Regions from separate parts of the Homo sapiens genome. Here region 2 is linked to region 1. Evidence: read pairs that join two places in POLR2A ChIA-PET (ENCODE). Cell type or tissue: B cell. All regions are shown on one strand. Each heading gives the region's core, and the rest is flanking DNA. Links, peaks and the distances in the headings are about the cores only.

What was found. ChIA-PET counts read pairs that join two places held together with the same protein. Peaks named below come from ENCODE experiments on the same cell type or tissue, not always from the same donor. Only the 100,000 strongest peaks of a DNase experiment are listed, where the experiment ranks them.
Region 2: POLR2A ChIA-PET joins it to region 1 with 8 read pairs; 4 of 35 experiments call an interaction of 5 or more read pairs at or near these places.

What each region holds. Positions count from the first base shown.
Region 1 is chr1:235,829,063-235,839,850 of GRCh38, forward strand. LYST (lysosomal trafficking regulator) reads right to left here. Exons shown (of 53, transcript NM_000081.4): 2 at 4,516-4,605; 3 at 1,164-1,362. The coding sequence starts at 1,355. Among named protein-coding and RNA genes, the nearest start is that of MIR1537, 19 kb to the right of the region's middle. In B cell, for the core only: no CTCF peak of the experiment used is centred there; no DNase peak of the experiment used is centred there; H3K27ac peaks cover 950 bases.
Region 2 is chr1:235,750,281-235,761,068 of GRCh38, forward strand. LYST (lysosomal trafficking regulator) reads right to left here. Exons shown (of 53, transcript NM_000081.4): 23 at 8,692-9,319; 24 at 7,001-7,178; 25 at 5,198-5,367; 26 at 2,764-2,994; 27 at 1,725-1,891; 28 at 930-1,082. Among named protein-coding and RNA genes, the nearest start is that of MIR1537, 97 kb to the right of the region's middle. In B cell, for the core only: no CTCF peak of the experiment used is centred there; no DNase peak of the experiment used is centred there; H3K27ac peaks cover 301 bases.

The DNA of each region.
Region 1 (10,788 bases), core at 1,130-9,129:
GTGTGGTGATGCACACTTGTAGTCCCGGCTACTTAGGTGGCTGAGACACAAGAATCACTTGAACCCGGAGGTGGAGGTTGCAGTCAGCCGAGATTGCACCACTGCACTCCAGCCTGGGCGACAGAGCGAGACTCTGTGTCTCAAAAAAAACCATAAACCTACAAATGTCCTGAAAATTCCATGACAAGTAAATGCTTCCTAATTTGTATTTGCTATGTTCCTTAGCTTACAGTGAAAACAGAAGTACTGTTTTAGTCTCCATATTTCCTCAATATATGTATCTATTAGCAAAATGCTTTCACAGCAAAGAAATTTTATTTAATGATGGCCAATTTTACATCTAAAGCTGGTAACATTCAAAGTGTTAAAAAAAATCCATCATATTGGTGTTACAAACACTTCATTATTTTTTCAACTAACTATATTAATTAGTTCCCTGAAAGCAGATTGTAGAGTTTTACGATCACAAAATAATTATTCATTTTCTACTAAAATGAAATAAAGATATAAATCACATTTGGCCTTAAAATTAATTTATGTGAGTACTTAATGTTTCTGGATCTGTTTTCTCATCTGTAAAAGAAGGTTAGATGAAAACATCTAGTCTCAACTAGTTTTAAAACTCTGTTAATTTTATAATAAGAAAACAGCAAAACCATATGGTCATACCATACTTTAAGCCAAAAACGTTTGATAAATTAGATGTATACAAGCTAAAGGACTCAGTAATTATTAGTTCACATAAGAGGTCTCTGCTTTCACTCCAGAATTAGCAGCCTCCAAAAATTTTTCAAAAACATACTTGATATTTATTGAAAATGAAAATTCATCATGTTTCTGACATAAGATACAGGGATATAAGATTATGTCTTATATTTCTACTAAGAACCATAGTTATCTCACTGATATTACGATAAAAAGCATAGTATATATGAAACCATTTAGTTCTTAGGCAATTCATAATTCTAAGATATTTCAGACGTTTTGAAAGTATTCAAATAAACAATATGGTTATAAATAGGTCCACTTTTTTTTTAGTGGAATAATGTGAAAGACTGGACTTTATCTCAAGGAGGCTTCAGAAACTATGTAATCCAAAACCATGTAGCTACAGTTAACTATCATATATTGATGAAAGTAAGTATTTGATATAAAAATGTTACCTGATCAATTATAGAATTTAGCTTGGTAAGTAATAGAAATCCTCGACCATGGACAAGGTACTGTCCAAGGGTTGCCATGTGCGTCTCCTCCTCTTCTTCCTCCCTGGCCTCCACCCTCTGGACCACTGCATTGCAAAGCCGGTTGACATCGGTCAGAAATTCACGTGCCAGTGAGTTACTGTCGGTGCTCATGACCGAGCTATAAAATAAGTATTACAAAAAAAAAAGATTAGGAAAACAAATACAAATTTACTTTTAAAACTATGTGTTTTTGTTGTTTGTTTCTAACTGAAGATTGGCTTAAAATTACTGGAAATTGGTACTTAACCCTATAATATTTTCAGGCATAGTTCTGACCTAGTCAGGTGCTTCTTAAATAATTCCTTCCATGGCGAAATGAGTCCCAGGCTTGAAATACCTGAGCATAGCTGAGAATAGGTAAGTAACAGCACCTGGATGGAAAACATTTTCTCTTTTTAAGAGAGAAGACTTTCTTTCTTAAATACAATAAAAATAAACCCATTACTTATAAAATGTTCTTGCTTTATATATTTTATAATAAATTGGTATTTTAAAAATATAACCCATTTTTCACTTGATAGAGCCCACAATCACTGACCCATCCTCCCCAAACACCAAAGTTCAGTTAATAAAAAGGATTTCCAATCAGGTGAATAAAAACTGAAAAATTCTAATAGCTAAAGTTACGCCACTTCACTTCTTATGACATATTTAAATCAAATAAAGGGTAATGTGACATTTTAAGATTAAGGGAAATAAGCTACAGCAAACAGAATAGGGGAACATAAATACAGAGGAAAATGTACAAATTTCCAGAAGGGAAAAACCATGAACAACGAAATCCCCAAGGAGTTTCAAAATAGTTTCATCTCTGGGCTAAAAGTAATTTTGAGGTATCCAGTAACCTTTAAAAGATATTTAACATAGAGATGTTAAGTTAAATAAGACATGTATTGCCTCACCTCCCTTCACCCGCTTCAGGGGGAAGCCCTCCCCACAGTCCCTGCTGAGAGGGCAGTGCACATATGACTATGCCTCTTGCCAAGAGGCACAGTCAAGCTCTGGGCCCCAGTTCAGCTACAATCCATGCTCATCACAAGATGTGACTCGTATAGTGTGGGTTGCAAAGAGGAACTGGACTAATCAGGTTTTCTTTCTCTCTCGGGAATTTAAACTAAAGGGATATAGTTGATGTCCTGAAAGGTCACGCAGAGATGGGGCTGTGGTAGTCATTATGAGGTAGCTGAGGGTCAGAAGAAGCCAACCAGGTAAAAATGAACCAACGGGATACAAAGAGAAGTAGATAAAAATGAAAGGGAAGTACCAGAGAAATTCCTAATACTACCTTAGTTCCTGTTCATCCTGGGACCTCACAGTTTAATTCTTTGATTCCCATCAAAATTCTAGGTATTACAGTAACTCTCTTTTAGTATAACAAACATCAATATTTTTAATATTTTTGAATATTAGAAAGGAGAAAAATATAAAGTGCATCTCTCATTCTAAAATACGGCAATAACCTCTATTATATATTAATATTGGTTCTTTATATGCTTTCAGAAAGTAAAAGTATTAAATAAATCCAATAACCTAATTTATATTCAGTTCATATTTATCCAACTTTAATATATTTCATTGAATCTGTTCATAATTTTAGGATACATAATTACTTAGTACACCACTAAAAAAGAATTAAACTATGACACAATGCTTCTTATCACATAAAATTTCCCCACAATATCACCTTCTGGGCCATCAAGACCATTCATGCCACAGCACTTAAGAGTACTGCAGTATCGTTTCTGGGATTTTCCTTCAAAGCTACTAACGTCATTCTATAAATTTATATGCTGGTGCTTTCTTGATCTTACCAGATGGTATCAGCAGAAAGTTTCAGAAAACAACCAGGAAAACATTTAAAAACTCAACAGGTATAGTACCAGCAATGCACAGAAGTCTGCTGAAGCACTGACAATGTGAAAGTCTATGATCAAGTGCACTCATGTGCAGGCCAGGTCAACTACTTCACAAGTGCTTATAAGACACTATCCATTGCAAGATACACTGCAACTTTAGAAACATTAAAAATGTGAAAAACTGAAAAATTATGGGAATAATTAAGTCTATCTTCTAGAAATTAAGAAAATGGAAATCAATATAAATTTTTAGATATAAAAGTTAATGCCATATCAGTAAAAGGCATTATAATCTCAACAGAAATGTATGTTTTTTCCTGATTTAAAAATGTACCTAAAATATATACATGTTTATATGAATAGGTTAGTGTATATACATGATTACTTGCTTTTATTTAATTTAGATATATTGAAAAACATTTCACATGAGCTCTCACTCTTTAATAGCTGTATGGCATACTGCTACATGTAAATATTACATATATAGCATTATATTATAGTTTACTATGTAGCCAATCTCTTATTTTTGAATAGATTGTTTCTAGCTTTTTATTATCATAAACAAAGCTACAATTAACACCCTTATACTACTTGCCCCTTTATCTTATTACTTCCTTGAAGTAGAAATTGCCGTTATTTCATAAGGTAGGTTTTACATATTTCTTGTTAGGTTTACTCCAAGGCGCTTTATATTTTTGCCATTATTATGAATGGGATTTTGTTTTCCGTAACATATTCTAGGATTTAAAACTGGTATATAGTAGGCACATAGGAAGTGGATTTCTTTTGATATAATAATCATATATCTAAACTTCTGAGCTTTTTTATTATTTTGTTTTGAATTTCCCAGATATAATACTCTATAATCTACAAATAACAAAAATTCTGAATTATCTTATCCAATATTCATACAATTTCCATTATTCTATCTAATTGTATCAGTTTGCACTAACAGAACAACATCAGTTGTGGTGATGGGGACACTTTTGCTTTGTATATTAGGAAGTATTCACCTCTTCCTAACAGAAATATTGAATTTAATTGAATGACTTTCAGTCATTTTTAATGTCAACTGAAGAGATGATTGCACGGTATTTTCTTTAAATTTTTTCTAATATTTAAAGTACCCAGAAACAAAGAATATATAACATGAGGTTATAGCCAACAACCAGATATAAATAGTATACTGTATATATCCTTTTGTAACTTTGCTTTTTCCTCTTAATGTTATGTTCATTCCATTAAACCATCATGCAATATACCATTGTATGAATAAACCACAAACTATACATCCATCTCTACTAAGAAAAGTTTAGCTGTTTTAACTTTGGGGTTTAACGAATGTCAGATAATTATGTAGTTTCAAGCCTTCAAAATCATGTTGATGGTTAATATTTATTACATTATATACTTACCAGTCTTTCACCACTGCTGTGACATTTACAGTCTATATCATTTGGACTCATAAACTAGATGAAACAAATATTCTTAGAACAAAGCTTCACCTACAAAAAAAAAGACATATTAATCACAATAGTAAACCACAAATAATTTTAACAAAGTTGTGACATAATCAGTGGCCAGTCTTCATACATGATGTATGAAACCACCAATGAAATTTTTAGATCTTAGGAGCACACTAAAAAAATGCCTACTTCAAGAATTCCTCTTGAGAGGGAATCTTGGAACATAGTGATCTGAAAAAGCAACTCAATAATAGCTCTCTACTTTTCCTCTTCCAGTTCTTAACTTAAAACCTCCAGGTAAATCACAAGTTAACTGCAAAGGAGAATTAGACCAGTCTTCTTAACACTAGAATCTAGGAGGCAGCGGAATATCTAAATACTATCACGACAAAAAGGTTTTCAACTCAGAGTTCCTAGGTACAGCCATTACTTTCCTGTTAGGATGAAAGGTATTTGAGGATACATAAGAACTTAGACAATACCAAAGCCAAACATTAATTTATTAATCACCATCAAATTTCATATCTTTATTGAAGTTTTTAAATGAATTAATCTTTTGAGTAGAATATAATGAAGGTTATTTCTAGAAGACTAAAGGATAAATTTCTATTTCTGGGATAGCAACAGGATATTTCTCTTTAGTTACCTGCTCTCCCCTTCTCTACAGTGCTTACCAGGAAGAAGCATGAAGAATGTTTCCTTATCATAGTTATGCGGCAAACATGAAGATATTTTGAATTATAAGTTTTAAAATCAGATTGATTTTTAAAATTATTTTTATTTAAAAAAAAATGAGATGGGGTCTTGCTGTGTTGCCCAGGCTAGTCTTGGACTCCTGAGCTCAAGTGATCTGCCCACCTCGGCCTCCCAAAGTACTGGGATTACAGGCGTGAGCCACTGTACCTGGCCCAGGAGTGATCTTTAATTACTTCAAAATGCTCAAATCTGGAAAACTGTCTTAAGTTTCTTTCAGCTTGCCAACCAGTTCTTGTACCACACATTATTCTAGGCACTTGAAGATAAACCAGGCAGAAAACAGCTGTGTTAGACAATGCAGGGCTTTGTGTGAATTAGGAAAAAACATCCCTTCCTGATGGGTGCAGCTCCACACAGCAGGGCACACAGCTATCAAAGCACAGGGTATATTTCAGTCTCACCCCCTCATTCCTCTGGCAGAGCACCAGAAAGCAGTATATCAACGGCTCAACCAAGTGGAACAGCCCTGGAATAGAGTCCTAACACACCTTCCATACCTGTTCCTGCTGCCTCCTGAGCTAATCAATATCATGCAAATTTTTTTTTTTTGAGAGGAGTTTCACCCTTTCGCCCAGGCTTGAGTGCAGTGGCGCGATCTCGGGTCACTGCAACAACCTCTGCCGCCTGGGTTCAAGTGATTTTCCTGCCTCAGCCTCCCGAGTAGCCGGGATTACAGGCGCCCACCATTATGCCTGGCTAATTTTTGTATTTTTAATGGGGGGGGGTTTCGCCACATTGGCCAGGCTGGTCTCAAACTCCTGACTTCAGGTGATCCACCCGCCTCGGCCTCCCAAAGTGCTAGGATTACAAATGTGAGCCACCGTGCCCAGCCCATAGAGATATTTTTAACTTTAAAATTATGGAAGGGGAAAAAATAAAATAAAATTATGGAAGGGAAATTATGGATCAAACTGTAAGCCTAAAGATGGTATTATATTAGCTGCTCTGACTACTACCACCCTCCAGCTTGGACTACCACAAGGTAGAGCCATCTATCTTGCAATGCTAAGATGATTCCAGCTAACTCAGCGTGGCCGTAAGAAGTGAAAGCTGGCAGCTGGTCAGCTAGATCCGTCTGTTTCTCTTATCGAGGGACATTTTCTAGGCCAAGCTGAGGGATTTCTCTAATGCTCTTAAACTGGCATGGCTTCTTTATCTCTGTAGTTTACAAAGCCTCACTTGAATATCTATGCAGTTTCATTTTATCCAAGATCATAATTCTAACCACCAGCACAGTCACATGTGTCCTCCTTGAGTCTGCCAGCACTCTTTATACACACCTGTATTCTAATTTTTATCATCCTGTATCATTCTAGGTGTCCAGAACATCTGGAAGTATAGATACATTTTTAATAATGATGCCCTTAGCCCATTATATATTTGCCTCTGTTTCCAAACTACATAGACACACCCTGTAGTTACTTATCTATGACTGTTTCACCCTCTAGGTCACAAGTTACTTAAGGCCAGGGACCCTGTCTTATTACTTTTTACCTTTCATAGCTATAATGCCCAATTTTAAATCTAACTTTATCACTATAATTTCAATTTCTAATACAACAATTGTTATAATGTCATAACAAAGAAAACTTGCCCCAACGATATTCGTAGAATTTTTATATCCTTAGCATTTACCGTAAATGAAAAACATAGTAACAAATGCCTATAATCATATAAATGACCTCCTCAGAAAAATAATGTTTCACTTTTTCCTCATATAGTGACTGGTAAAATGTAAAATATGAACAAGCAAAAACAAAACATACATACACAAACACTGATTTAATGTATTAGCTACCTCTCATTTTATGTCATCAGAAGTTTCATCAATATGCCATTTAATTCAACAAATGTTATTGAACATTTACTGTATGTGAGCTACTAATTTATGCACTGAGTTTAGAGCAGAATCAAAATCCTTACCATCATGTATTATAGTGAGGTGGAGACAGATGAAAAGCAAACATACACTATAATGTCAGGTCATGTTAATTCGATGAAAAAGTAAAACAAAGTAAGGGTATAGAGTGACAGGAATGCTGTTTCAGATAGGATGGACAAGGAAGGTCTGAAGCAGTAATATTTGAGCAAAAACTTGAATGGAATAAGTAAATGGACCATGTGGGTATCTGGGAAACGTGCGTTCCAAGCCACTGAGATAAATGTATGCTGGATGTACGGGATATTGAGTGCAAGAGGACAAGAGGTAAAAAATAATTGCAAAGAAAAAGTGAGAAAAGTCAACCCATTCTTCCTTCTCAGGAACTAAAGTAAGCATGGAAAGAGGAAATAGAAGTGTTCCCCTGAAACCATTTCTCCCCAAGAATGCAAGTCCCTCCCAATGCCCACCCAAAAAAGACTATAAGGTTTTTTAGCCTGTGTGAAGAATAGTACTGTTTACTGATAGGTAAGACTGACATAAGAACAGTTGTGAGGGAAAATAACGTTCAGTTTTAGCTATGTTAGGTGTGATAGGTTTCTTAGAAATTAAGTAATCAAGTAGGCAGCTGAAGATCAAAACAGGCAGGGAAGCTGGAACTAGTGAATCAATTTGGGAATCATCAGGATATCATCAATAAATTTTTAAAGCCATGGAACTAGACAGATGAAATAACCCAGAACAGTGCTGTTCACCGGAGCTTTCTGAGACGATGAGCCTGTTCTATAATTTCTGCCACACAATATAGCAGACAAAAGCCACATGTGGCTAGGGGCTACTATAATGAACAGCGAGGACCTAGAGAATGAGTGTAAGGGAGCAGAGAAGAGGTTTTACAACTGAGCCCTGGGCTTAGCATGGCTGAGTCAATGGAGAGGGTAAGTATCCAACACAGGAGACTGAGAAGGAACAGCAAGTGAGGCAGGAGAAAAATCAGGTGAGTGGTATCTCCCAGAAACCAGGTGAAGAAAGCTTGAAACAGAAAAGAGTAACCAATGCTATCAAAAATTCTGAGAGAAAGCTGGCGGGTGCAGTGGCTCAAGCCTGTAATCAGAGCACTTTGGGAAGGTGAGGTAGGCTAATCACTTGAGGCCAGGAGTTCAAGACCAGCCTGGGCAACATGGCGAAATCCCATCTCTACTAAAAATACAAAAATTAGCCGGCATGGTGGTGCACACCTGTAATCCTAGCTACTTGGGAGGATGAGGTATGAGAACTGCTTGAACCTGAAAGGGGGAGGTTGCAGTGAGCTGAGATTGAGCCACCGCATACCAGCCTGGGTAAGAGTGAGACCCTGTTTCAAAAAAAAAAAAAAAAGAATTCTGAGAAGTTAAGTTAAGTAAGATGAAGACTGGGAATTGACTGCTGGATTTAGCAACATGGAAGTTACTGACAATCTTTTCAAAGAATGGTCTTGGTGGGGTGGAAAAGAGTGGTGAGGAAATGAAGGCAAGCAATTTAAACAGCTCTTTTGAGAAGTTCTGCCACAAAGCATGCAAGGGAACGGGTGATGGCTTGAGGAGGACATGAGATAAGTGAGGTTAAAAAAAAACCTGATTAATATTATAGCTTGTTTCTAAGCTGAAACATAGTATGTTTCTCTAACAGAGAAAGGAAAATAGATGAAAAACTAGAATGAGAAGAGAGAATTCTAGGAACAATGAGTAGGCAAAACGAAGAAGACCAACATACAAGTGGAAGGAACAGTGGCAGTTCATCTAATTGAATAAGAAGAATGTCAGAGAATACGAGTATAGATGTAGGAAGATTAGTATATTTGGCAATAGGAGGACCAAGAATTTTTTTCAGGTGCTTCTATTTTCTTGGTGCAATAAACAGCAAGACTGCCAGCTGAGAGTGAGAAGTGGGAAGGAGGTGTTAAACTGATGAGTGTAACAGGGTCAAAAAACAGCAGCCCATAAGAGACTTCCTGCCAGGCTGCCAATGAGTAACTAAATCAAGATTGAGTTCCATTGTTCAATAACTATACCCATACTATAATCCAACTCTCCTTCATGTTCCCAAGTATAGAATGGTGGACTGTCAAATACTCCATGGGAATCTAGATATATTACAGCTGCAGCATTCTCCTAATCTGTAAATGTAGACTCTATAGGTAGAAACTGGGTTATCTGGAATGAATTCTTAGAAAGCCTACATAGCCTTTATTGCTCATCTTTTCTTTAAGTATAATATTTGAAAATCTTTAAAAATGATCTCTAGAGTCTTTTGTGGAAGTAACATCAAGTTTACAAAAATCTATGGAAGCTACATTTTTTTAAATTTTAGAACATTATTCCTCCACAGGCTTCTACAAGTTTTCACATTTCACTATAATTACTCAAAGATTATTAGTTGAGCAATGACATTAACAAATGTTCTCAGAATCTGACCGTGAGATGTGAATTCATTTTAGAGCATCCAGAGTTCTGATACAATCTCCTCCCCAATCTTGGGCTTCAATTTTCTCCTCTTATTTTTCTCACTTGTACCCTTCTTAGTCTGTGTGTAGATCATTCTCCATGTCAGAGAAGAGAAGAAAGCTAAGAAATTTCATTTGTTCTCTGTATCTGATTATTGGGTCCATTTGTTGGTAAGAATCTATTATTTATTTGTCATACTCATTCTCTCTCTCTCCCCCTACTGCCCTATCCCCCACCCCTGCGCCCTTTCTTTCTTTTTGTAGAGACAGGGTCTCACCATGTTGTCCAGGCTGGTCTCGAACTTCTGGGCTCAAGTGAACCTCCCGCCTTGACTTCCCAAAGTGTTGGGATTACAGGCGTGAGCCACTGCACCTGGCCTCATTTTCGTTCTCTACATATAAAATGTAAAAGGTCAGCCCAACTTTTTCAAAATCTTAGCTCATTATTCTACCAGGACTGTGTTCCTATTCTATAGGTTTTATATGTGTGGGTGTATGTGTGCATATATATATATACAGTTTTTTTTTTGAGACAGAATCTCGCTCTGTCGCCCAGGATGGAGTGCAGTGGCATGATCTCAGCTCACTGCAACCTCCACCTCCCAGGTTCAAGTTGGCCAGGCTGATCTCAAACTCCTGACCTCAGGTAATCCGCCCACCTCCACCCTTCCAAAGTGCTGGGATTACAGGCGTGATCCACTGCACACGACCATTTGGTTTCATATCCTTCTTTCTTTCTTGTGCACATTATTTAAAAATCAGTTCATGCTGGGCATGGTGGCTCATGCATGTAATCTCAGCACTTTGGGAGGCCAAGGTGGGTGGATCACCTGAGATTGGGAGTTCGAGACCAGCCTGGCCAACACGGAGAACCCCCCCCACCACGCCCCATCTCTACTAAAAATACAAAAATTAGCCATGTGCGGTGGCACCGCCTATAGTCCCAGTAACTCAGGAGGCTAAGGCAGGAGAATTGCTTGAACCTGGGAGAGAAGGTTGCAGTGAACTGAGATCGCGCCACTACACACCAGCCTGGGCGACAGAGCGAGACTCTGTCTCAAAAAATAAAATAAAATGAAATAAAATAAAATAAAATAAAATAATA
Region 2 (10,788 bases), core at 915-8,914, 79 kb before region 1:
AGTTACATAGATGTTTTAGAAGTTTTATTTATATAAGTTTGATTTAGCATAATTTAAACATACTACTGCAAAACAATGGGTACTTGGTAGCTTTTCTTTACAAGTGAGTTTTTCACATGGTTTAAAATTTTTGCATAGCATTGAACACAGAAGTAGCTTAACACGGGTGAAAGAAAGATTTGAACTTAAGTGAATTTAAGACAGTAAGAGTGATTAAATTTCAAACAATTTACCAAATACTCTGGAGATGGTGTGTGTGTGTGCATGTGTACATGCATATTTATCCACTATGTATATATATGTATGTGTGTATATCCTGTGTATGTGGTGTTCATGTTATCTTTCTGGGTAAAGATGATAGCAGATTTTGTAGAAAAAATAAGGAAGACTAACAATATTAATGTTTATTATTTGATGACATTCTTCCTTATTTAATATCTGAATGCACTGTTTCTTCTTTAGCTGCCCTCCCAGTTGTACATCTCTTTTGTCCTGAGTAGAAACAGATTCTTTATCAGTTCTAGCATTAATGCTCAGCTTCCTGCATGCCACAACATGATTGCTGGACACCTTTCTCAGAGACTTCCCTAACTCCTGATGTAGATTGCCCTGTTATAATCTCTATTCCTACCCTCTACATTTCCCTACTATTTTACAATCTCTGCAGGGGCAGAATCTGTGTCTGTTTTTTTCATCATTGTATCTCCAATATTTAGCACAATGCTCAGCACATGGTAGGCAGGTGCTCAAGAAATAACTGAATGAGAAAAGCACTAAAAGTAAGGAGCAGAATAGTTTCCTTCAGGAAAAAATCTTTCTTAAATTTTATGTAAAACAAGAAATATTTTAAAAGTGTGAATGGCATAAGAACATAGGAAAGTCAAGCTAGCCTCAATTTATGGTTATTAAAATATGATTTCAATACTCGCCAGCAATGCTTTTCCGCTTTTGAACTACTGCATGATGGGGAGCAGAAGGTGACTGGAGTGAATCTGTGAGGTTTTCAGAGTCATGATTTGCGGTGGTCCTTATAAATTCCATAGCAGCCTGGAGAACTCTAAGCTGTAGTGCAACAGCCATATCTAAAAACAGAAGATACTAGAATGTTTTCAAGCTATGTGGTTACTAATTTTTTAATTGAACTGATTTTATGTATCATGACAATAATGTTTTGATATAAATTTTTAAATTTTGATCAGCATGGGGATGATGGTAGTAGACATTTTTAAATTCTTGTTAAAAGCAATTTTAAAGCAAATTTACAAATGGTCACTAAAAAACCTTCAATGGAAAAATATTAGCTCATAAATTTATTTCATTTTAAAAATTGTTTCAAAGAACAGGCTTTTTTTCTATATAAGGCAAAAGTTTAACCGGCAATTATCATATTTTTTGTTTCATATTCACTTTAATAATTACCATTAAAGAAAACTAAAGGGTATTACTATGCAACATACACTTTTAAATTCTACTTGGTAAGAAAAATCAGTGACATCTTTCACTTATGTATTGCCAACTACTAACTACATGGGGGAATCACTTTTTCTATTTTTGCCACTTTTTCAAGCCTTTTTAGGCTTCTTTTTAAAAACTGATAGATACTATTACAAAATTAATGTTAAACTTTTAGTAAAAGAGTTTCTAAGAAGAAAGAGATTGTGCTCAAATAACAGGTTTGTCTGTTATACAACTCCCTCCCCAAATTCATAAAAATTAAATCTTACTTTGTGTCCTCTTGTTTTTGCTATTTTGAAGATATCCAAGCATTACAATAAGGTCTTCAATAACCCTAAAATATTGTGAGCCTGAGGAACTGCAAGCATGAATTGTAACTGCTATGAAAAGTTGCTGTATATCACAAGCAAGCAATTTATATTCACTCATGGGAATGCTAAAGATAACAACAAAAGAAGAAAACAGAACATTTATAAGAAAAAGAACAAATAATTTAAGACACAGCTAACTGATTTAAATGGTTTAAATTCCTGTTCGACCAGCTTGCACTCATTCATGCAGTCATTCAGTATTTATTCATGCTTATTCTATGGCAAGTAATATGTAGTATGTATGCTAGAAATAGAAATAAGATACACTTTGACACCTGTCAGAAATACATAGTTTTACAGAGAACTGGACAAGTAAACAGATTACTATAAATAGTAAATGGTTGTAAGTGTAACACTAGAGATTAATACACGATACTATAAGAACACATAGGCAGTTTCTAGTCCACACTAAGGATGAAGATTGTGTGGGTATGAACAGGAACATTCTGCGAAGACTTTTCAGAGAAGGTGAATTTGACTAAATTAATTAACCTCTCTGAATCTCACTTGTATAAATTAGGGTTATTTTTAGGACTAAAAGAGGTAATAGATTTGCATTTATATTATTTATAAATATCCAATAAATATGAATTAGTTACTTCTGGTCTTCAATCTTAATCTTGATAATCTACCTCAATGTACGATATTAGGCCTACAATGCTTCTCTCCATCTGGGTTTTCCAAATCAAGAAAGGGTTAGAAACTAACTTGGGCCAGTTAATAAAGTAGCATACAGGGACATTCAGTAAATACAATTTCTTGCTTTTTTTTTCTTTCTTTCTGTTATTATTATTTTTTTACTTTTATTTTAGGTTCAGAGGTACACAGAAAGGCTTCTTACATAGGTAAACTCATGTAGTAAAGTAAACTAATACTAAAGTTTTCCTGTTCTAAAGTATTTATCAGATGTAATTTTAAATAATAATTTTAAACTTACTTCTTTTCTAATCCATTCAGGGCTGCTACTGTATTACATAACACATAGAGTAGACCATTATCCAGCAACATATCTGCTACCTTAGAACAAGAATTTAAAATTTGGAGAAGAAGTAAAAGAGCATTATGCAAGAGTATGTTGTCATATAGAGAGGTCTCTATTAGTCCCAGAATAGGAATGACAGACCACTTCTGAAACAATCCCATGTTTCTCACATCTTCCAGATCAAATCTATAATAAATAATACAGTTAAGAGCACATTAGAAACAATCACAAAATAAGAAAATATGATAGCAACTATGGGTCATCTTGCTAACTTGATTTTGAAGTCATAAAAACAAGTTGGGGGAGTAAGGATTCTTAACCTGTTTTTAAAATGACAGAGTCCCTCCAATAATAGGGTAAAAGCTGTTGCTAGAAGTCCATCCCAAGATAAATACACAAACATTCAAGTGAAATATGCATACAATTTCTTGGTTTTAACTGATTTATTTTAATTCATCCATGAGCCCTTTATGTCCAAAGAAACTATGTTTGGGGGCTTCAAGTGCACAGGAAAATTATTATTATTATTTTACATAGTATTTGAGAGACAGTGAGCTAGTAAAAAGAGGTCTAGCAAAAGGGAATGATTCTCGAGTTCTTATCCCAATACAACTTGCCTCTGGGATGGAATGAAATTAGCTAAGTATTTTGTGCCTCATTTTCCTTATCTGTCAAAAATATGTGGTGATATATGTCCTCTTTTCTTCTCAAGGCTATTGTGAGAATCAAATAAAGTAATGCACAATTGTTTCGTGAAAGCCAAAAGTTGTATGTAAATGAAAAGTAGCATTGAAACTACCATAACAATTTAGTAAATTCTTTAAGGTCTGAATTTGTCTATCACAATAAGGAGACACACGTTTCTCTCTATTCTATCATAAACAGAAATTACAGCTTAATTTCTGCCAAACTTTTGGTTTGGGAGAAAAATATTCTTTTATTTTTACACTTATTTGCTAATCCATCAGCATTCTACCAGGGTCAAAACTCAGCAATCAGTGTATCCAGGAATTCTAGGTGAGGGATTTACTCCTCTCCCAGATGACCTGAAGGCTCTGAGGAGAGTAAGGCGTTCCTATATGGATCCTTTATGTAATCTGTCACTGAGAATACATGAGCTATCTTTTTTTCTTTTCTTTTCTTTTTTTTTTTTTTTTTTTTGAGATGGAGTTTCACTCTTGTTGCCCAGGCTGAAGTGCAATTGTGCAATCCTGGCTCACTGTAACCTCTGCCTTCTGGGTTCAAGCGGTTCTCCTGCCTCAGCCTCTCAAGCAGATGGGATTACATGAATGTGCCACCACGCCCAGCAAATTTTGTATTTTTAGTACAGACAGTTTCATCATGTTGGTCAGGCTTGAACTCCTGACCTCAGGTGATCCACCTGCCTCTGCCTCCCAAAGTGTTGGGAGTACAGGCTTGAGCCACCACGCCCAGCCTCACCTGTCTTTTCAGTTAATCTTCTCATGTTAATACTATCTGCCAAATCTTAGCTATCACTTTCATCTGATGCAGCTTTTATTTGTTTCTAGTTTCTAACTAGTGAATGAACTATAAAGGATGAAGTTATATTAGAAAGAACATCATATGGCAAATAATACATTGATTTACCTGGAAAATTACTTTTAGCAGATTTTTTCTAAAGGTGACCAAAAGATTTCGTTAAGAGTGAGTTCACTAAATTTTACATTTAAGACAAAAGACCTTGCCGGGTGTGGTGGCCCACACCTATAATCCCAACACTTTGGGAGGCCAAGGCAGGAGGATGGCTTGAGGTCAGGAGTTTGAGACCAGCCTGGGAAACACTGCAAGACCCATCTCCACTAAAAGTAAAAAAAATTAGCCAAGTGTGGTGGTGCGTGCCTGTAATCTTAGCTACTCAAGAGGCTGAGGCAGGAGGATCCCTTGAATCTAGGAGTTCAAGGCTGCAATGAGCTGAGGCATGACTGTGTCTCTCTGCACTCCAGCCTGGGTGACAGAGTGAGACATTGTCTCAAAAAAAAAAAAAAAAAAAAAAAAAAAAGCCAGGCATAGTGGCTCACACCTGTAATCCCTGCACTTTGGGAGGCCAAGGCAGGCAGATCACGAGGTCAGGAGTTTGAGACCAGCCTGGCCAACATGGTGAAACCCCATCTCTACTAAAGATACAAAAAACTAGCCGGGCATGGTGGTACGTGCCTGTAATCCCAGCTACTCAGGAGGTTGAGGCAGGAGAATCGCTTGAACCTGGGAGGCGGAAGTTGCAGTGAGCCGAGATTGCACCATTGCACTCCAGCCTGGGCAACAGGGCGAGACTCCGTCTCAAAAGAAAAGAAAAGAAAAGAAAAGAAAAGAAAAGAAAAGAAAAAAGACAAAAGATTCCCAATTATAGTGGAGGGAAGAACACACTTACTCTTCATCAAGGCCAATATGTCGACCAAAGAACATTTCGATGAAGCATTCTAACAATTCTTGAGTTCCTCGATGAAGATACAACTGGTTGGCTAGCAAGGAAAATCCACGATTCTTCAGAAATTTATCTTTTTGTTCCTTAGATGCTCTAGCAAAATATGCATCTAATAGCTAAACAAAAAATTTAAGTCAATTTAGATAATGCATTAAAATTAAATATAATATATACAAATCAGTGTAACACAACTGTATTTGTAAATTAAGTTCATATGTACAGAAGAACACAGAAAGCTTAAAAAAATGCCACCACCACAGCAAAGCAGAAATGAATTTGTCTTTGGCTACTGTGGAATGCTAATGATGACTCCATCTTGGAGATCTTAATGTTTCTCTCATGGGGAAACTGGCATTTTTAGCTGAGCATGGACACCTGGTAGACTGGCAGCCTTAGTTGAGTATAAATAGAATATTTGTACCTAATGCTGAGAGGGAAAAAATCCGTAAACTATGCTCTCTCTGCAAATCTATATCTATATCTATATCTATATCTATATCTATATCTATATCTATATCTATATCTATATCTGTATCTATATCTATCCTAGACCTCTACTTCTAGGCTTCTTGACAGATTATTTATCCTGAGCACAGGCCTGAATTTCCACCCTTCTCTAGCATCTTAAATGCAACACGTGTAATACCAAATTAATCCTTCCACCTCTTTCTCCCCTTCAATGACTCTCACAGTAGTGATAGACTCCTTTCCCCCAGACACACATCTATTTATTCCCCTACTAAAAAAGCTTTCTAAGTTTACAGCATAACACAAAATATACTTTTTCCATGAATCCTTCCGTTTCCCCTATGCTCAATTCTCTATTAATACTGCCACTGCAGTACTCATCACAGAATTTCTTACGTTTTACTTAGTTAAGTATGAGACTCTCCCTTCTAGACTGTGAAATTCTTGAATGTAGGGGCTTATATTATTTCCCTTTATATACTATATTGCAACTAGCTCAGGGACTTACACATGAAATGCGAGCTCAATACTAGGTTGTATTGCAAGTGATTAAACAATACCTACATCCAAGCAAACTAAAGAAAAATGAGAATCTTTACAAGATTATTTTAATATTGGGTTGTTTTCTAATGGAAACTATTCATATCAAGCATTTACTCATTCAATAATATACTTAGTACCTATTACACAAGATGCCCACCCTCATGGAGCTTATATTTGTGAGAAATTTAAAAAACAAGTACACAGATTAATAAGATAATTACAAGACATAAATAGGATGCTATGATAGAATAAATAATAAGTAAGATTAGAGGGAAGTTATTTTGATAAGATCATCAGGGAAGGTCTTTTTGAAAAGGTGTCATCTAAGCTGAGAGCTGAAGTAAATGTCTAAAATTTGATAGTACACTGAAGAAGAGATTTCCAATGAACCACGTATTCCTTGTAATTTTTACAAAAGAGATTTACTAAGTGTTCAGATATGGGGATTTATTGGTAGATTTAAAAGACATATTGATATGAACCAACATATGGAGGGGGACTTAAAGCTGGATGATGCAAAAATATGACCATGTAACCAAAAACCCCTGTATCCCTAAAGCTATCAAAATAAAAAAAGTTTAAAAATATATGAGTATTAAGTAACAAACTATATTAGTTCATTATTCTAAAATATAAAAGAGAGATTTAGGTCTACTTTAATGTATATACTCAAAATTTTAAATTACATATATATTTATTTTTCTGAATTAAAATAACATATCTAGTATTTGCCCTTACTTTAATAACACCTTGTTGTATAGCTGGTGATGGGTGGTTAACGAGGACCAAAAGTGTATCTGCTTGAATAAGCTTGTCCATCACATCTTCAAGCAAAACATCAGGCAGGATAAGAAGAACCCCACTTAGGAGTTCATATAATCCACAGCATATAGGTACCAAACAGTCTTCAGTTACACTAAAACAGAGACCAAAAAAGTCTTACTAACATGACAAGAAAAGTACTTGATGATTACCTTAGGAACTGTGACAAGTAGTAGCATTTTTTAACAGGTGAAACAAATGTTCATAATGCTTAAGAAATGTTTCCTAATTTAACTGTGATTAACAAATTTACCATCACTTTTTATCATTGATTTTTTTGGGCATATAGTCTACTAACACTATTCAATTGTACATCTCTGATGTCTAATACAGTAGTCACTGTCACTTATGCTATTTATTTAAACTAAAAATTCAGTTCCTCAGTTGCATCAGCCACATTTCAAGTGCTCAGTAGGCATATGTGGCTAGTGCTGACTGTATTAGACAGCATGAATAAAACATGTCCATCATTGCAGAAAGTTTCACTGGACATTGCTACTTGAGATGCTATTGGAAATGTTTTTTTTTTTTTTTTCACCAAGGAAGAAACAGCTTTATTAGGAGTCTAGGCATGTCAGAAAAACCCAGTTCACTCACAGAGAAGAGAGGCAAATATTGGTACAGGGGAAGAATCTAGCATTACAGAATATCCTCTCAAGAACCAAGTGTGAAAATAAAACCTCCATCTAAATATCCTAACAAATGCTGCTGGGTTTAGCCCAGGTGAAACTTCTGGAAGCTCCTGGTGAAAGGAGATTTTTTTCATAAAAGGAATGCTCTCTAGCACTGCTGCATTTCAGCTCCATATAAAGTTATGGGTCTGCGATAGCAGAAGTAGAGGAAAATATAAGGGGGATATCTCATCACCAAAGCAAGGTCATCTGTGTCCAGGTGACAGAGGAACCTTAAGTTTCTGGAGAGAGAACAAACTGGGGTAGCAGAAGGAAAATGGCTGAAGAAATACAACGCCTAGGCAATGTCTGTCATAACATGGAGGACTCTGTGCAGTCTGGTGACAGCCTGTCCTGGGAAACACTGGTATTGCTTTCTGAGGCCATTTTAGCTTTCTTCTGACTTCATCCAGAGAAGAACTGCCAATGTTCAGCACTAAGACCTGCATTATAATTACCTGAGTGGAATGGAGCAGCCACCCTATGACACCTGTTCCTCTTCCCTTCTGGAGCCGTCACTTGTCTCTGATCAAGTAAGATGTTACTCAGGACAGGCCCAGTCTAGAAATCACTCCCACCTTCACATGAGCACCAAGTGGACAGAATCATTCTCATGAGTCAAAGCTCTAGATAAATCCTATCGTTTCTCTGTCCTGAAGAATTTTCCTTAATAACTATAAGGAATTAAACCACAATATATATTTTTTAAGTGCTACTTATGGTTTAGATTTTGGTTAAATATGGAATTCAATATTATCTAGTCTTAAAATAAGGAAAAATATATCTTTCTGTTTGTTATTATTATGTATATAAAGAAATAAACTTTTCTGTTTGTTGTATTATAAGTGGCATAATGAAGACGTTTCCAGAGGGGTAGAGAGTCTTTAAAGAATAGTAAAATAAAGGTGGGAGGAGTGTACAAAAACACATAAGTACCTGTGAGCACTTGCAGTTCGGTTGTAATTTGGCTCATAACCAAGAGAATAGGCAAAGTTTTCCCAATCATCAGTGTTTCTATCAACAAGACTTGGCCAACGGCCAACAGCTGCAGATCCGTTCTGTGAAGGAAAAGCTAGCCCAAGGCTTGCAATAGTGCTGTGGCTTCGCTGGAAGGAGGCCAATCCCTTTAGGTAATCAGGTCGGCGTGGGCAGGACTCATCCCCAGGACTGTCATCTTCTGACCTGGGTTCTGCTCCCAACTGTTTATGATCTGCTTTGACCACTGGAAATCCCAGCACTCCCTTTGGGACATCACTGACAGAGACCTGGGCTGAGAGGACAGCTTCCATTTCACAAACAGTTTTTGCAGACTCACAGCTACTGATGAATGCGTCCTCTTTGCCTTTTTTCAGTGTGTCGGAACTCCCCAAAGAATTTTGTTTCTTTGATTGGGTGGCAACATAAGTATCTGCAATATTTTGTAACCTGTCGATACTACAACCCAAACTTCCAGTCAGTTTTTGTGATTGCGTTAGTAGTGAAGAAGTAGGGAATGCTGGTAGGCTTCTAGAACGCAGCATATGGGCGGCCATCTGTTGTGGAATAATATTAGAGGAATTCTCTCCTGGTAAGAGTAGATACAAAAATACTACTTAAAAATCTATTAAGTGGAACCACCTCTCTTTTGCATTATAAATCACAACCACAGCAAAAGCCCATTTATCTAGCACTGTTAAAATCCATATAGGTTAATTTTACAAGTAACTAATGCTTAAAATTCCTTTACTTTTTCTTAAGAGACAGGGTCTTGCTCTCTTACCTACTGAAGTGCAGTGACACAATCACAGCTTACTGCAGCCTCTAACTCCTGGACTCAAGACAGCCTCCCACCTCAGACTCCAAGCAGCTGGGACTATAGGCATGCACCCCACACCTGGCTTAATGCTTAAAATTCTTAAATGCCAAAACTATTTTTATTTTAACCACTTTTTATTAATATCTTCCCAAAACATATGTTTTTTCCTGTCTTCTTAACAAAATACAGTATTGACTGAATGATTCAAAGTCATTAGGATTAATGGTTCTACTGTGCTGAATTTAAGTGAATTAAGTGAAACTCAATTTACCTCAGGCTAGCAGTTACCAGGATGTAGTGGAAAGAGTGTGGGCTTTGCAACTAGATATAATTGGATTCAAATGATAGTGAAGTGGTCCAAGGTAAATCACTTAATTGTACTACAGTTTCTACAAATGTAAAATGAGGGTTCAGAATATCTACTTTGCAGGGTGGCTTTAAAGATTGAGATTATATTTGTGATGCACCTAGCATAGAGCTCAACATATAACAGGTGCTCAAAAAATGGTAGTACTTGTTGTTACTAGCCTAAACAGCCCTAGACAGTTCTCTCTCTCCTCCATTTTTGCAGTCACTTCTTGCTGTTATTAGTGAGAATAGTTTCTTTTCTTGTCACAGCTCTCTAATTTACTGCTTCTAATATTCTATGCAGGAAGACACCAGAAAAATTATTTTCATTGTAGTGCATGGGATACAAGTGCATGCCATTCAAGGTGTGGTCTGTGGACTGGTAGCATGGGCATCAATACCACCTGTGGGATTGTTGGGACTTCACATTCTCAGGCTCCACCCTAGATCTACTGATACAGAATGTATGAGAGAGGGGCCCAGGAATCAGTGTCAACAGCTCTCCAGGTGATTCTTTTGCAGGTTAAAATTTGAGACCATGAACACAGAGTAAACAGGCATTAAATGAACTGCTTTAGAGCATAGACTCTGTGGCAATAAAATAGCTCCATAGCTCAGAATCTTTTTCTAGTTATTTCTGGATTTGGGCTAGAGGGCTAAAGTTGCCAAAAGATTCTCTTCAAAAGATCTGGAAAAAATGGGGGTATGATTGTATTTGAAAATGTTTCAACATGACAGATGATTTAAAAAACAAATATGTCCTGTAAAATTCCAAATAAAACTAATTCAAAAAGGCCAGGTGCAGTGGCTTGAGCCTGTAATCTCAGCACTTTGGGAGGCAGAGGTGGGTGGCTCACTTGAGCCCAAGAGTTCAAGACCAGCCTGGGCAA